2 separate regions of the Homo sapiens genome follow, and region 2 is linked to region 1. The links are chromatin loops, found by intact Hi-C in ENCODE. Cell type or tissue: endothelial cell of umbilical vein. All regions are shown on one strand.

Region 1 (8,000 bases):
TGTTCCATAAACACTCATTTTCTCCTCTTTAGACCTCTGCTGATCTTAAGCTTTTTCCTTCCTTTTTTCAGGGACTTTCAAGTAAGGCCAGCTTTGCTGCCATATGCTGTACTTTTGCTGCTATTGCCCTTCACTACTGCCATGTATGATGCTTTCTGGTTTATGTAACCTTCTGCTCCTAAGTTTCATCCCGACTTTGGCCCACTGCCATGCTCTGACTCTGAAATCTTTGCAAGTCTTGGTACTGTCAGCCCATGCTTTTGCTTGCTTAGTCCATTCCTCTCCGTATACAGTCTAGGACTCTTCCTGCCTGTCTCATCATTAAAACACTGGTTCCTTGTATATTTCTCCTCATTCTTGTCAGCTGTTGGGGAAAATATTTTCATGAATTATTTTTGAGCCTATCTAAATGTGAAAAAAAAGTGTACACCAAATAGAATTGACAGAATAAATACTGAAATAAATATAGCATGACTATTCAAATTCAGGGGTCACTGTAGCAGAAAGAAAGCAAATTACTTTTATTTAGTCCATAAAGATAATATGAACGAAGCTCAAATCTAGGGTGTTTTTTTTTTGCCTTTAATTTTTATAAGTATTGGTTACATAATACATCATTCTTACAAATTAAAACATATTAACCCTGGGGTATACTCTACCCACAAGAAATGTTGCTAAAACTTCTTCCTACAGTTCAACCACAGGGATGGTCTAAGAATAAATGTTGACAGGCAACAAGCCTCCCTGCAGACAGTAATTAATTTCAATTTAAAGTTTTGGGGAAATAATATATTTCTTTTTAATACAGTCTTTAGATTTATAGTCAAATTTAAATTTGTGAAAAAAGGAGACTTCCTGTAATTCTTCTGGGGCAATAATGTTTTGAAACACACTCCAACAAATCCACCTTACAGTGGTACCAATTAGATAATTTGAAGTTAATATCCAAACAATCAGTCCACTTACAACTGTGAGCATAATTTCTGCATTCTATTCTTTTCTAAAAAAAATTCATCAATTCAACAAATATTTGTTTAGCTTCTACTAAATACTAGGCAATGTTCTAAAAATTGGGTTTAAAAATAGCAAGTGAGACAAGGTTCCTATTCTATGGCAATCAAATTTAGTTGGGAAGCTAATCAATAGCAAATTACACCATGGCAATAGCATTCTAGTTGAGGATACAGTTAATAAACAATAAATATCACACAGATAATAAGAGCTTAAAAAAAAGAATGAAGCCAGTTAAAAGTAGAATTGGAAGCAGAGAGAGAAGGGTTCTTTGTAGGGTGAACAGGATGGGCTGCTGTAGAGACAGCACCTGATAAGAGACAGAAGAAACAGAGGAAGTGAGTACTATGAGCATTCTAGAGTAGAGCTGGCAAAGGTCTTTAGAATGCTAATTTCAATGACACTAGTCTCTCTCACTGATTCTTTCCACAAAACATTTAATTAGGCTAATTATACAATCACATGAATGTCTTGAGTGTGATGGTAACTACAAAATAAAAGTCATGTAGACAGTAAGTATTGAGTCAGCTGTTTAGGTTTATCAATCCCTCTTCAAATAAAGCAATTTAGCTGGGTGTGGTGGCTCACACTTGTAATCTCAGCACTTTGGGAGGCTGAGGAAGGAGGATCACCTGAGTCCAGGAGTTCAAGAACAGCCTGGGCAATATAGGGAGACCCCATCTCTATAAAAATTTTTTTAAAAAAACTAGTCAGGTATGGTGGCACACACCTGTGGTCCCAGCTACTCACGAGGCTGAGATGGGAGGGTCACTTGAGCCCAGGAGGTGGAGGCTGCAGTGAGCTCTGTTCACACCACTGCACTACAGCCTGGGAGACAGGATAAGACCCTGTCTAAAAAATTTTTTTAAATTAAAATAAAAATGAATCACACATAAAACTATAACTAAAAATAAACAAAAACAACCTGAGATGAAATTAAAACTAACTCACCTGGTATGTAAATCTAATGAGATCAACAATGTATCATAAAACTTGACAAATTTTAATATCACAACTAGCAAGATTTGATAGACTGGTAGAGCTATATGGATCAAATCATACTTATTTAATGATTTAAGCAAGAAAATTACAAGTTAAACTAGCAAATTGTAGTAAAACATACAATGAGCACCACCAGTTATTTAAAAAGTGTTAGACAGCATTAGACTGAAATAAAGTGAAAGTGCTTTCTTATTCCTCTCACTTGCCATGAAATAATCTCCAGATGCTCTTTATTTTTAGAACCTGAGCTTATTTCTTAGATAAATCACTCAAGTCAGTTGCTCAGACATGGTTCAAAGCCCTTATGTAATATTTTCATTTTTCTCCCTTGGACATAGAGAGAAGACAAAATAAAGTTAGCAGAAAAATAAACACACAAAGAGCAACGAACTACCATATCTACATCCATAATAGCTGTCAAATAAAAATGTAAATTAAAGTCTAACAATTAAGCAAAGGACCTAATAGGGATATAACTGTTATACTCTCAATGAATTAATGATGATTTGTACATTTCTATTTTTCTCATTTGTCTTCAAGCATTTTCTTTTGAATAAAGTCAAATGATGTGGTTAAAACTTGAAGAATATCATAAGGCCGAGCACAGTGGCTCACGTCTGTATTTCCAGCACTGTGGGAGGCTGAGGCAGGAGGATCGCTTGAGTGCAGTAGTTTGAGTCCAGCCTGGGCAACATAGCGAAACCCTGTCTCTACCCTGTCTCTAATACAAAAAAATTGGGGATTGATAAACCTAAACAGCTAACTCAATACTTACTGTCTACATGACATTTATTTTGTAGTTACCACTGCACTAATTAATACAAAAAAATCAAGGATTGATAAACCTAAACAGCTGACTCAATACTTACCGTCTACATGACTTTTATTTTGTAGTTACCATCGCACTCAAGACATTCGTGTGATTGTATAATTAGCCTAATTAATACAAAATTTAGCCAGGTGTGGTGGTGCATGCCTGTAGTCTCAGCTACTTGGGAGACTGAAGTGGGAGGACTGCTTAAGCCTAGGAGGTGGAGGTTGCAGTGAGCGGAGATGGTGCCACTGCAATTCAGCCTGGGCGACAGAGTGAGACTCTGTCTTAAAAAAAAAAGATTAGTATTAATTAATATTATTATTATTATTATAGTTCAAGGGACTCAAGTAGGATTTCGGTGAAATCAGGATAAGCCAGGCTGGGCCAAGTTCAACCTGGGAATGCAAGTAGACCTACACATACATACATACATAGGTTCAAGTCAAGGTCAGATGTCGAAACATAGTTATTTTAGACAAGGACACAGGGGAAAGTCATTCTAAAAGGTACATTTAAAAATGAAATATCAATTTGCTTTGTGAAAGAACAGACTTGGCTTTGTTTAAAGCCTGGACTCTTTGAGCAAATACTACCTCGACGCAGCTAAGATTTTCCTCCCCTAAATTAGTTGGAGATCATAAACCCTGAATAATAATCTAAACAATGAAACTTTACTAGAGTGCAGTCATTTCACTTTATGAGGAAATACAATGTCTGAATATTTAGTGTGTGAATGCAGTTTATGTAGGCATGCTGTCCCAACCTCTGGATGCCCAGCTGGCCCTCTCTCTGGGAAATGGTGGGGCCACAAAGCAGCCGGTGTGGGGCTTGTCTCGTTTTTCTGCTGGAAGTTTAACTATTGTCTCTCCTTGCAACAAGAGATGAGCCCAATGCCTTTTCTATCTTTATGATGGAAATTAAACTACAGAGTTTTATCTGTGACAATGTCAAAATATTTTAATCCATCCGTTCATTCAACAAAATGTGTAAATAGCCAAGCATGACTCTACACAAAGAGAAATATGAGATTCATCTCAGAGTAGTTTTGCTAAAATTTTATCTTACCAATTAGAAACTATGATAAAAGTCTTCTATTATAGTTATATAGTTACGAAACTCTATTTTTACTATAAAAGTAATCAGTTGCATGCAGACTTCTCATAGATCATGGTCATAATGCTTCCACATATTTGTGAAAGCCAATTTTCTCTTTTTCAGTTATAGATTTAATTGTCATAACAGTCATTTATTAGTTCCATTTTATTTTACTTTTTTTGGTTGAGAAAGTAACCTTTGAATTAGGAAAATAATTTTATTTAATAAAAACAGGAATAGTTATTTGAGTTTTAAGTTAATACTGTTACTTAGCCACTAGGCTATGCTAAGGTATAGCCCATTTGTTCAAGAACACTTCTATCTTCATGCTACAGACACACACACACACACAAACCAGGAAAATAAATTCAAAAGCTGGATGTGAATCATTTAACCATTCAAAACATAGCTGGTAATTTGTTCAATAGATTTATCTAAGGGTTAGTTTCTATAATTAGTTTAGATGACATATTCCAAAAGAATAAATAAACTCAAGTTTTTGCTAAATATACGTCTTGTGGTAATGCCCAGTTTGGTTTTAAAAGGATGGAATCATAGTTATGCTTATTTGATCCAAATTAAATATCTATTTTCATTTACATGTAGTTAGTCCTACTTAAATAAACTATAATATATAGTCGTGGACTGATTAGTTATCAGAAACATGAGCTTTAGATTGGATGCATTTTACCTTCTGGTTTAAAAAAATAGTCATATTAAAATGCAACATTGAGAACTAAACACCATTTATTTCATTTATTTTAGGCATTTTTTTACATTAAAATTATGTTCTATTCTCAATAAACTGTGTTTAGAATCTTTTAAGGTTCCATTTGTGAATAAAGCTTACTCTCATTTGTATTACTTTTCCCTTAATACTCTAGGGAGCACAATATTACATTTTCACCATCATTATTCACATTAATATCTATCTCTGATTATACACTGTGGGAGGCATTGAGAATTCAAATAGGTCTAAGAAACTTAGAGTACAGTTGAGAACACACAGAAAAATATAAATAACATTGATAAAAATATTTTTTAGGGGCCATAGATAAGTGATAAATGAATAAAACAGAGAATACATGTTACAATAGTTCACGCAAGAAAGATCTATTTGACGTCCACATTATTAAAACAGAGAATAGGTTTTTACTACTGAAGTCCTAAAGATTTCAAAGTCTAAAGTGCTCTGAAGATAAAAATCCATTATCCTCCAATTTATTTTTAATCCACCTAACAACTCTATCTGTAACAGGAGTTTGCTATATTTTAAAGATAAATTAATATTTTTAAAACTTGACTTGTCTCTCAAAATTATTATCCATCTGTTAATTATTGATTATAGGAGAAATGATTGACAAAACACGATCCAGGCCCAAAGCGAAATGCTATTAATCTACTATTCCTGTTATGTTATTGCTTTGGTGTATGATGGAATACTTGGAAGAAAAAGATTAACTTACTTTCTCTTCTTAAATGTAATTAAGTGCAGTAAAATCCATTGATGAAGTACCTCAGAAAAAGACGAATATAGCTATGCTGTAGGTGAAATGTTTGCCAATACATGTTTACACACAGGTGTATTATTCAAAATGTTTAAAACTGTTACCACATGGGTACTGAGAAAACAGAACAGATGCTTAGGTTAAAGCACCTCTAACTGTCCCTGTCCATAGGGAGCAATTACTATTATAGCATTGCTGAAAATGTTTAATTCTTCTAATATTAGTATTAAAATATTTTAATTGAACCACTATTTTGGAATATGATATTCTTAATTCTGCTACATAACACACTATCTTAGCATAACATCATCACAGATAATTTTCAGTTCTAACATTGCTTCAATGTATACATCAGAAACTGAAGAGATATTTAAATATCTGGAAATGCCTGTATCTCTTAGCAATGTTAGATAATTGGGCTATGAGGCATTTCTGGTCCGTGTCCTTCAGTGAGTTCCTGAGCTTTATGGATTAAATTAAGAGACGATGATATATCCTCTTTAGTCTTTTCCTTCACCTTTAGTCTTGGGCAGAAGGCAATTGCAGGCCTTTCTAGGGGTACTGATTTAGTCAAAGAGATGTGATAAAAACATACCCTACCCCCAAATCAAGCCTTGTAAGGGGTCTGGATTGTCTCACCTATCCTGGAGTATGCTAAACCAAGGAACTGCCAGGTAAGAGCAAGGGTTTCTTCCCACTGGAGCTAAAGGTTACAGGACCTGCCCTATGCATGTTCAGTCTTTGTTCTTGAGACAAGCTGAAGGTCCAGGAGTATTCACCATGGCATAGTACTGGCCATGGGTAAATTAGGGTCATCTCGGCACTATGATAGGTTCCTGTTTTTTTTTTTTTTTTTTATTATTGTGCCATTCATCAAAAGAAAAAGGGACTGAGTGAAAAAGGGTAGAGAAACAACTGCAGTTCCTGGAACATACTGTGTTCTTTTATGTGTAACTCTACTAGTCTCTAAGCACTTTAGAGCACTAGCACTCTCTCTAGTCTCAAAGCACTCTATGACAGTTTCACTGAACTTGTCATCATCAGCTAAAACTCCTTCCAGGACTCCCTGCCTTTGTACATGCTGTCATGTAGCTGGAATGCCAGTTCTCCCACTGTCTACCTGATAAATTTATCCTTCAAGTTTTATCTCAAAAGTCAGGTGTCCTGTGAGACTTTCATTCACTATACCTGGCAAAAATCAGGTATTATTTCTCCCAGGTTCCCATTTCTGTCTTACAGCACTTATCACTATCATAATTATTTGCATACAAGTCTGAATTCCTGACTAGCCAGTTCCTATAGGCCTGCAATAATATCACATTAAAGTTTGTCCTAGTTGGAAGACAGTAGTGCTCAATACATGCCTGCTGCATAAATTACTGGTGAGCAGGTAGATGGATGCATGAATTAAATATTAAATCCCAGATACTCCATGTGCATTATAATCTGAGTCATAGTTAGACTTGACTTTACATTACTACATTAAAGATGCATAATGTTGTTTATCCAAATCATGGTTCCATTTCTAAGAGCCCACCCTCTCATGTACTTTTTCCCTTTGGTGAGGTCTGTTCTGACACTGCACATGCTGCCTACTAAACCAAAAAGCAATACAGTCCTTAGCACCATCCCAACTGTAATGTATACCTTGGGTTTCCCCCTGCCCAGAGCCTAACTTTGTTTCCCCTAATGGTCATCTAAAGAATCCTCCTCATTTTTTGAATCATCAGTTCGCTCCACCCTGATGTTAGTGATTGGGCCCTAATGCCAGCAGACTCTGCTTGTTACAAGGATGCACTTTCTTAGACCTCTATGTCTGTTGCTACTAACTCAGGGTAAGCCACTTCAACAACTGCTTTTCTCCATAGTAAGAAAAATGGCCCCTTTTCTTTCCTAATGGCTAATACCCCTATGCTGGGATTTGGCCATAGTAAGTCCAAAGTGTTATTCTGAGGAAGTCCTGGATTTTTGGCAATTCATTTTATTCAAGAGTTCAGACCTGTTTCATCACCAGCTGCAACAGACAAAGAACCTTGGCAGAGATGAAGGCTGACTCTGACCCCTGGTGATCCCCAGGAGACAGTCCCTGCATTTCTTCCCCAGGCAACAGTAGCAGTTTTCTCCAATATTGATTCAATTCTCACTCACATGTTTGGATCAACACTCATATCCCTCTTGTTAAAATGTATATAGCCTCGTTGGGTTACATCTACACTATGTTTTAGTTTTTATACAGTCTATGGAAGTTTAACTATTTCTAGGAACCTCAATGCTAAGCTTGTTTCAACTATTATTGTAATTTGAAGAATGTTTCTTAGAAGGTATCAGTGCCCTGGTGCCCTGTATCAATATGACTGATGAGTAATACTAACACAATCAAGTTCCAATATCGTGGTAGCTCGCATACAGTTATCTTAACTAAGGACTCATGTATTGAGCTATAAAGCCGTCTATGGGTATAAAAACATTGAGTAAGATAACTTACGTATGTCACTTTTTGAGAAAACTCCATGTGAAAGCCTGCTATACTGGTTCTCTCACTAAACTGACAAAAATAATACACTGAAATG
Region 2 (8,000 bases), 820 kb after region 1:
TCTGTATCTGCAAATTGGAGGATATATGTTGACCCCATCCAGAAGCAGACACTCTTGAAACCCAGGTCAAAAGCAGCTTTCCCTTTTAATTCACACTTTCCTCATTACTTCCACAAATGTTAATTTTTAAGATTAAACACCATTACTCTCATCTTTTTTGCGTGCATATTTAGGATGAATTTCTATTATATTGGTCTCACTTTACAAAGGATAAATTACCCATATATTCATATTGATGTTTTAAGAAAGACAAATTTGTAGTCCACTTAATTTGACTAATATGCACCAGGCATCATTTTAGAAGAGAAAGTGGATTGAAATCAATCAGTAAGTGAAAGAGAGTTACTCCAAAAATGTTACAGGGCTCCCATGTCTGGAAACACAAGGACTCTCTATGGGACAAAGTGATACCAGCTGTCACAACACCAACATTTGAGACATTTGGGGCAGCGAACCCCAGGCCGTGCCTCCTGGGCAGGCAGAAATGCTCAATTTGTAATCTACTTAGACACAACTACCAAAATCTATGGCTAGTTGCCTTTTCAAAAATTGCAGAAGTTTGGAGCCACATGATATTTTACTAATTAGCAAACCCAAATGCTTAATATTTCCAATGAATGGAAGATTTGCCAGAGGTTTCAGAATTTGCCTTTTATCACGTCTCCTAGAAATAAGGTGGGACTTCCCAACTGTCTATCTAGAGCTTACTATAGCCCCACCCTCATTCCCATTTTAATTGCACTGAGGGAAGAAACTCATGCCTTTCTTTTTTTTGAGACGGAGTCTCACTCTGTCACCCAGGCTGGAGTGTAGTGGCGTGATCTCGGCTCAATGCAAGCTCCGCCTCCCGGGTTCACGCCATTCTCCTGCCTCAGCCTCCTGAGTAGCTGGGACTACAGGTGCCCGCCACCATGCCAGGCTAATTTTTTTGTATTTTTAGTAGAGACGGGGTTTCACCATGTTGGCCAGGATGGTCTCGAACTCCTGACCTCGTGATCCGCCCACCTCGGCCTCCCAAAGTGCTGGGATTACAGGCTTGAGCCACCGCGCCCGGCCGAAACTCATGCCTTTCAATCCTCACTGCAGCTACATCCCTTAGAAGCACTATATTCACCAGAGGTAAATAATTACTTTATGTAGATTTAATTAACCTCAAATCGGCTAGTCTTGGCCCCAAACCTTCTTTAGTCTCCCAAATCAGTCTAATATGAGAAATTGAATATGTTCAGCTTGATATGCTTTTGGGGTGTACATGCATCTATCTGCTTGGGGTAGTAGATAAGCAACCACTACTTTGATGAGTGGAAGTTTCAACTGCTAGGAAAAAGTAGAAATAAACGAAGCCATCCCATCTAACAAGACAAAAAAAAAAAAGAAAAAACACCCACAGGAAAGATAGTTGGATATCAGGTTGACATGCACTGTCTTTACTTTTAGGTTAAAAAATAAGATTAGAAAGAGTTGCTATCCTGAGGCAAAGTGAACATTGTTTTTTTCATTTTGAATAAACCCAAGTTGTATTCAAATAATTTTTGCCACGACAGATAAACATTGAATAAAGAATGACTCATCTAATATGTGTTCCACTATATGTGAAAATAACAGGAAGAATAACAGTCTTCAAAATTTTTCTTTTAATATCTCCGAACAATTTTTTTTTTTACACAGGGTCTTGCTCTGTCACCTAGGCTGTAGTAGAATGGGGTGGTCTTGGCTCATTGCAGCCTCAACCTCCTGTGCTCAAGCAATCCTCCCACCTCAGTCTCCCGAGTAGCTGGGACCACAGGTGCACGCCAGCATGCCCAGCTAATTTTTGTATTTTTTCTAGAGATTGGAGCTTTGTCATGTTGCCCAGCCTGGTCTCAAACTCCTGGACTGAAAAAATCTGCCCACCCAGGCCTCCCAAAGTGCCAGAATTACAGGTGTGAGCCACCGCTCCAGGTTTTAAACAAATTAAGTACAGGTTATTTTTAAATGGCATCATAGATTTTTAGTTTTATTTGGAAATTTAATTTGTTTACTATTTCAGCTTCCACAAACCCAATTTAATTAACCCATTCTATTCATGAAAAATGTAGCATGAAAGTGTGAGAACAAGCAGATGGCTCACAGCAAGTTGCCAGGGACAATTCAGTCCCAGAAGGGTTCAGCAAGATCATCTAATGTAAAGAACAACACACTTGTCTCAGGGTAAACTAATGTTTATTACCAGAGCATATTCTTTCTCAATAATATTTGGAAGCAGCTTGAAATATACAACCAAATATAGCAATTTCACACTTAGATGTTTAAAAAGGTAATATTACCTTTCATATTTTCCCCAAATATTCAAGGATATCTGGGAGCACTGTTTAAAAAATCAAAAATGGAAGAAATCAGAAAATAACCAGAGAACAGGAAAGATGGTAGCTCCAAAACATTGCAAAGCACTTTAGACGAACCCTCCTCTAACTTGCCTGAATTTTGGATTGCTGATGCTCAGGAGAAACGGTGTAGAGGATGTCTTTTGGCTGCCTGCCATCCTCTGAACTGGGGCTGAAAAACCACTGAAGTACAATAATAATGGTAAATTATTCTGTCTTGTTCCAAATGATTTTAATATTATTTGGAGAGCTTTCAAATGCTTTTGAATTAAGAGAATGATTGCAACCCTAAATTTTAGGAACGTGAGAAAACTTCAAATGATCCTATTAAAGTTGAAGTACTTTAACTTTTAAGATACGTGATTTTACAAATCTTTACACATTTCAAGGTCTACATAGATTTTTTAAAAATGTTCTTAAAGCTCTACCTTATTTGTTTTAAAGAAATTAATATGGACTCTTACTTAAATGTATAAGCTAAATGTATTTTCAAATCTTCAATAGCAGCACATTAATTTATTAGTTTAAATACAGTTTTTGAGTAAACAAACTTAGAGCTCATGAATGGTACCAGATGGAGAACCAAAGTATTAGTGTCTGCCTTATTTTGACTGGCTAGGCAGCGAGTTGGGGAGCTTAGCTGTGCGCCATGCCTCAACCCTGACCTCCAGAGGCTGTTCTAAGAATTACAGAAGTTTTCTTTTTTAATGCATTTACGTAATTTCAACTTTTATTTTAGGTTCAGGGACTAACATGTACAGGTTTGTTGCATGGGCATATTGCATGACACTGAGATTTGGTGTACAAATGATTCTTTAATCCAGGTAGTGAACATATTATCCAATAGGTAGTTTTTCAGCCCTTGTCCCCCACTCTAGTAGACCCCGTGTCTATTGTTCCCATCTTTATGTCCATATGTACCCAATGTTTAGCTTCCACTTGTAAGTGAGAACATGCAGTATTTGGTTTTCTGTTCCTGCATTAATTCGCTTAGGATGATGGCCCTCAGCTGCCTCCATGTTGCTGCAAAGGACATGATTTCATTCTTTTTATGGCCATGTAGTATTCCATGGTGTATATGTACCATATTTTCTTTATCCAATCCACTATTGATAGGCACTAGGTTGATTCCATGTTTTTGCTATTGCGAATAGTATTGCGATAAACATAAGAGTGCATGTGTCTCTTTGGTATAATGATTTATGTTCCTTTGTGTATATACCTAGTAATGGGATTGCTGGGTTGAATCACAGTTTTAAGTTCTTTAAGAAATCTCCAAACTGCTTTCCACAGTGGCTGAACTAATTTACATTAGCACGAACAGTGTGTAAGCATTCCCTTCTCTCTGAAGCTTCACCAACATCTGTTATTTTGAAGAACAGAGGGTTTTCTAACAACAGTTGACTGAACTTTAGTAAAGCTATCAAATTTGTCTACCTGCTTTAGTTAACATGTCCCAGATCACAGCAAACAGATGAGGGAATTATCCTGTTTTAATCTAGAGAGAACAATACCAAACATCTGTCATTGCCAATGCAATCCTTGACAGTTTCCAAGGGGCTGGAATTTCTGACCTATTCAAGTACTGCCGTTAACACTTTATTCACTCTTCTTTCTATTCCTTATGAAGAATAATTCACCAATATTCTCTTTATTCTTGAGGATGATCACCAAGATGGTTCTCAGTTTTTCTGAATAACCCTTTAATCTTTTTCTATGGGTCTTATTTTCTAAACTTTATTTTTGTGTGTCTACTACAAGAAGACCTTTGTTAGATAACCAGTTGACATTAAAGATCATGTAGTAACAATGAAGGAAATAAATTTATTTATGGTCCTTTAGGGAATTTTTATACATTTATACCTACATGCTATCAAAAAGCCCATCCTGGAAAGTCAGTTAATTAGTTCACAAACATGCTACTAATGAGATTTAAATCACATGAAGACATGTTTCTTAAAACTTACTGAAATACCCCAAAATGTTACCTTGACATATACGTATAAATAGGATGGTGTCGGATAACACATGGGATTTTGTTTGCCAGAAATTGACCACTAAGATTCATGCTGGGCACACACTACTCATATTTAAGATCAGACGACTTACAACTACCAGGACCAACTCTTCTTTGAAGGGCTTATTGAGATGTACAGTTTTGGCAGAACTCCATATAAGTACCACCACACCTCCACCACTACCCCATTACCCCCTAAAGTTCCACTTTCCCATTCCCAAGGTATGTAGAATAGGAATCCCATAAATGAACCGATTTGGGCCTGTGGAAGTTGGTGGTATTGAGAACTACAGCCTTGCTGAGGTTCACAACCACAACCTGAGGGAAAGAGGTAGATACCTTAGAAGAATGTGGTAAGAGCCTTCAAAGAGTCTTGGTATTTAAAAGAGCTGAACTGATTGAGTGTAAGCACCCTGATATAGTTTGAATATTTGACCCCTACAAATCTCACGTTAAAATGCAATCCCCAATGTTGGAGTTGGGGCCTAGTGGGAGGTGTTTGGGTCACGGGGGCAGATCCCTCATGAATAGCTTTGTACTGTCCTGAGGTAATGAGTGAGTTCTCACTCTATTTGGTCACGCAAGAGCTGTTTGTTCAAAAGAACACTGTATCCCTTCCCTCTCTCTATCTCACATTCTCCTCTCTCCCCATGACACACCAGCTCCCCATCCGCTTCTACCATGACAGAAGCTTCCTAAAGCCCTCAAGAGGAGCGAATGCTGGCACAATGTTTTTTGCATAGTCTGCGGAACCATGAGCCAAACAAACTTCCATTTAGCAATTTGTTAAAATATATGGTCAACAGACCTGCCTTCTATGTCACATCTGTATAAAACCGCCTATATGCTAGTGATTGAAAGGTGTCTGTTCCAACTCTACTTTAATATGGTTTCGTCCAAGGGTGAGCTACATACCTACTGTCCCATAAACACAAACTACAAACACCAAAATCTCTTTGGGCCCCTCTTCTTTTGTTCCTCATCTCCTGCTTCAGTACAGTTCATCTTTTTATCCTGATTCTTGGCCTCAGACTCATTTTTTTAAGCTTACTTTTCCCACTTTGGATCTGGCATTTGTATCTGATCTCTTTGGCTCCTGGCTTATGGCTCTGACATGGATTCCTCAACCAATTATCCCTGTTTATTTCCCTTGGTGGACATAAATAAGACCCTCTAAGTGTAACCCCCAACTCCAACCATTCATCTAGATTTAACCTTCTCATGGAGGTTTAAGAACCCACAGAAAAATGTGTAAGCTCCACAAATAGGCCCATTTCAAAAAGTTTTCTCATCGTTAGCGATCTTAATCCAGTGAAAATGGCAGATGCCAAAGATTCTTTCCGGTCTTCCAATTACTATTCTTAATCTTAAAAAGCACATAGGATACAGATAATGTAAGAATTAAAGTGAGTAATGACAGAGTCATGATGGCACAAAGAGTATGTGATGACACAGGTAGGCTGGAGGCCCATCACAGCTGCTGAGCCCACTGCTGTTTATTGGGACCAGTGACTCTCAACAGGCAGGTACTGTCCCATAGCCATAAAGGAGTTCTAAAATGCTGTGTGGTTGGAAGCAGTATTTTTGGCTGTCAGTGATTGAAAGGTGCTATTGAATTTGGTGGGTACAAGCCAGAGTGCAATGCACTGGGCAGTCCAGATAAATGAAGAATTGTGCCACATTCGACAGAATCTGTGAATAATGTGCCTGACATTAAATAGGTGAAAAACTTCACTTATCATTATCTAAGCCTAGAATCAACCTCCTCATGACAAAAATACATGAAGTACTTTTTACACAATTTTAATCATGCCAAATTTTCCCAAGAATGCTACTACCATGCAAATTAGGGGAATTATTTTACTTTGCGTTCTTCAGAATTTTACAAAGAAAATATCACCATTTCACGTAAATATATCATAGACAGCAATGTTGTTTGTGGAAGTTGAATCACTAATACAGCGTGTGTGCCGATCTATATCTGTGGTCATTTTGTTTGTAGTGATTCTTCGTAAATGCAATCATACTTCTCTGTTATATCTTTTAATACAGTCATCCCTAATTGTTTACATATTGCAGTGGCATTATTTATTATAAATCACTTTCCTTGTATTTATCGTTTATATTTTAGTTTAAGATATTTTATTGATTGGTTTGCAAAATTATGTATTATCATTTAAGGGTAGCAAAAGGGATATTGCAAATTATTTTTTATAAAAGGGGCGTTGGGGATGGTATGGTTGGCAACCACTGATTTTGTCTGTCTCACAGTTCCAAAATCAGTCCTACTTTCTCACATCTCAATTGCCATTTCTCTACCAACAAATAAAACCAAATAAAGTCAAGCTAAAGATGGCAAATAATATTTTCTAAATAGGAAAAGAGACTTTAAGAAATTATTGGTTAAATCATCAAAGATTTACTTTTTTTTCTAAAAGTGTTGCTAAACTCAAGCAGTCTCTCTGCGGTGTGGAGTTGGGGACAGATACCAAAGGGGGTGGACAAGCTCAGAATTCATCAGGAAGTCAGTCCTGAAGGTGATGTACTGGTGAAAAAATTTGTTTTTAAGAGCTTTTAAGAAGTCAGAATCTGCACTCAAATTGTTTCATGGGTCCTTGGAAGTTTGTTTTCTTCATATCTGTTATGTTCATGACAGAATCAAGGATGGCAGCAAGGACCCACAGAAATCAGCCTCCCAATCCAAACTGAGCTCATGTCACAGACCCCAGCTCTGGGGTTTGGGTTGAGAAAGTAAACTGGAGAAGAGTTCTATTCAGCATAATCACCTAACTCCATTTCTTTGGGAGAAAATACCATACCGTGGACAAAATAACAAACCTATTTTAAAGCATATTTATTAAAACGTTTCTATATTAGGAAAGATATGCCTTTTAGTATAACTACAGAACTAAAAATTTTAATCTCCTATAAATGCTTTCTCACCAATAAGAACTAGGGAGACAAGAAAAGTTTGTTAACTGTTTTCCTCCAAAAGAAAGCAGCATAGTGAGGATGAGATTTACATTACCAAGCCATTGGCTCAATCTCCCATCTCTTCTACTTGTTACTATTGTTCTCTGAACAGAGATGAATGTTTCAATTTTTGATGAACATTTAAAAATATCAGTTTTATATTAATGCTTTGCCAAGTTTGTATAGATCAGCCAATTAAAACTCAATATAATCATTATCTGGAAGTAGCTTTGGGAATAATCATTAATTAAGTAAATTAGTTATTTCATTTTAATGAAGAGAAGAAAAATATTTTCCAAGGGAATACTCCTTTAATTAATAGATTTGTTCTCCCAGTTGTAAGACATTAGCATTCACATTTTGCCTCTGCTCAATAGCGAGACATCACTTTTATCATTAAGAGAAGAAAATTATGACTAACCCTCAACAACAGAAATACTGCCTGGAAAAATGAGGATTTATCTGATTAAGGCTTTCAAAATGACTTCTGAGATGGTGATTTATTATTTCACATTCCAGGAAAAGAAGAGACAACTGCAGCTATAGTTAGCAAGTATATTAGCACAACTACATTCCAGAATGTCTTTCAGACTAAGTATTTATTGAAACATTTGTCATGTGAACACACTTAAGGGTAGGAGGTTAGA

Evidence for each region. Hi-C counts contacts between places; a loop is a spot of excess contacts. Peaks named below come from ENCODE experiments on the same cell type or tissue, not always from the same donor. Only the 100,000 strongest peaks of a DNase experiment are listed, where the experiment ranks them.
Region 2: it touches region 1 in a loop (6-fold over the local background); 3 of 110 quality-filtered maps call a loop at or near these places.

What each region holds. Positions count from the first base shown.
Region 1 is chr7:122,546,507-122,554,506 of GRCh38, forward strand. The region is part of intron 8 of CADPS2 (calcium dependent secretion activator 2); the gene reads right to left. All of the region lies in intron 3 of LOC105375481 (a long non-coding RNA gene), which reads left to right. Among named protein-coding and RNA genes, the nearest start is that of RNF133, 150 kb to the right of the region's middle. In endothelial cell of umbilical vein, no CTCF peak of the experiment used is centred here; a DNase peak (open chromatin) is centred at 4,295.
Region 2 is chr7:123,364,688-123,372,687 of GRCh38, forward strand. No RefSeq gene overlaps it. Among named protein-coding and RNA genes, the nearest start is that of IQUB, 170 kb to the right of the region's middle. In endothelial cell of umbilical vein, a CTCF peak has its summit at 3,035; a DNase peak (open chromatin) is centred at 3,044.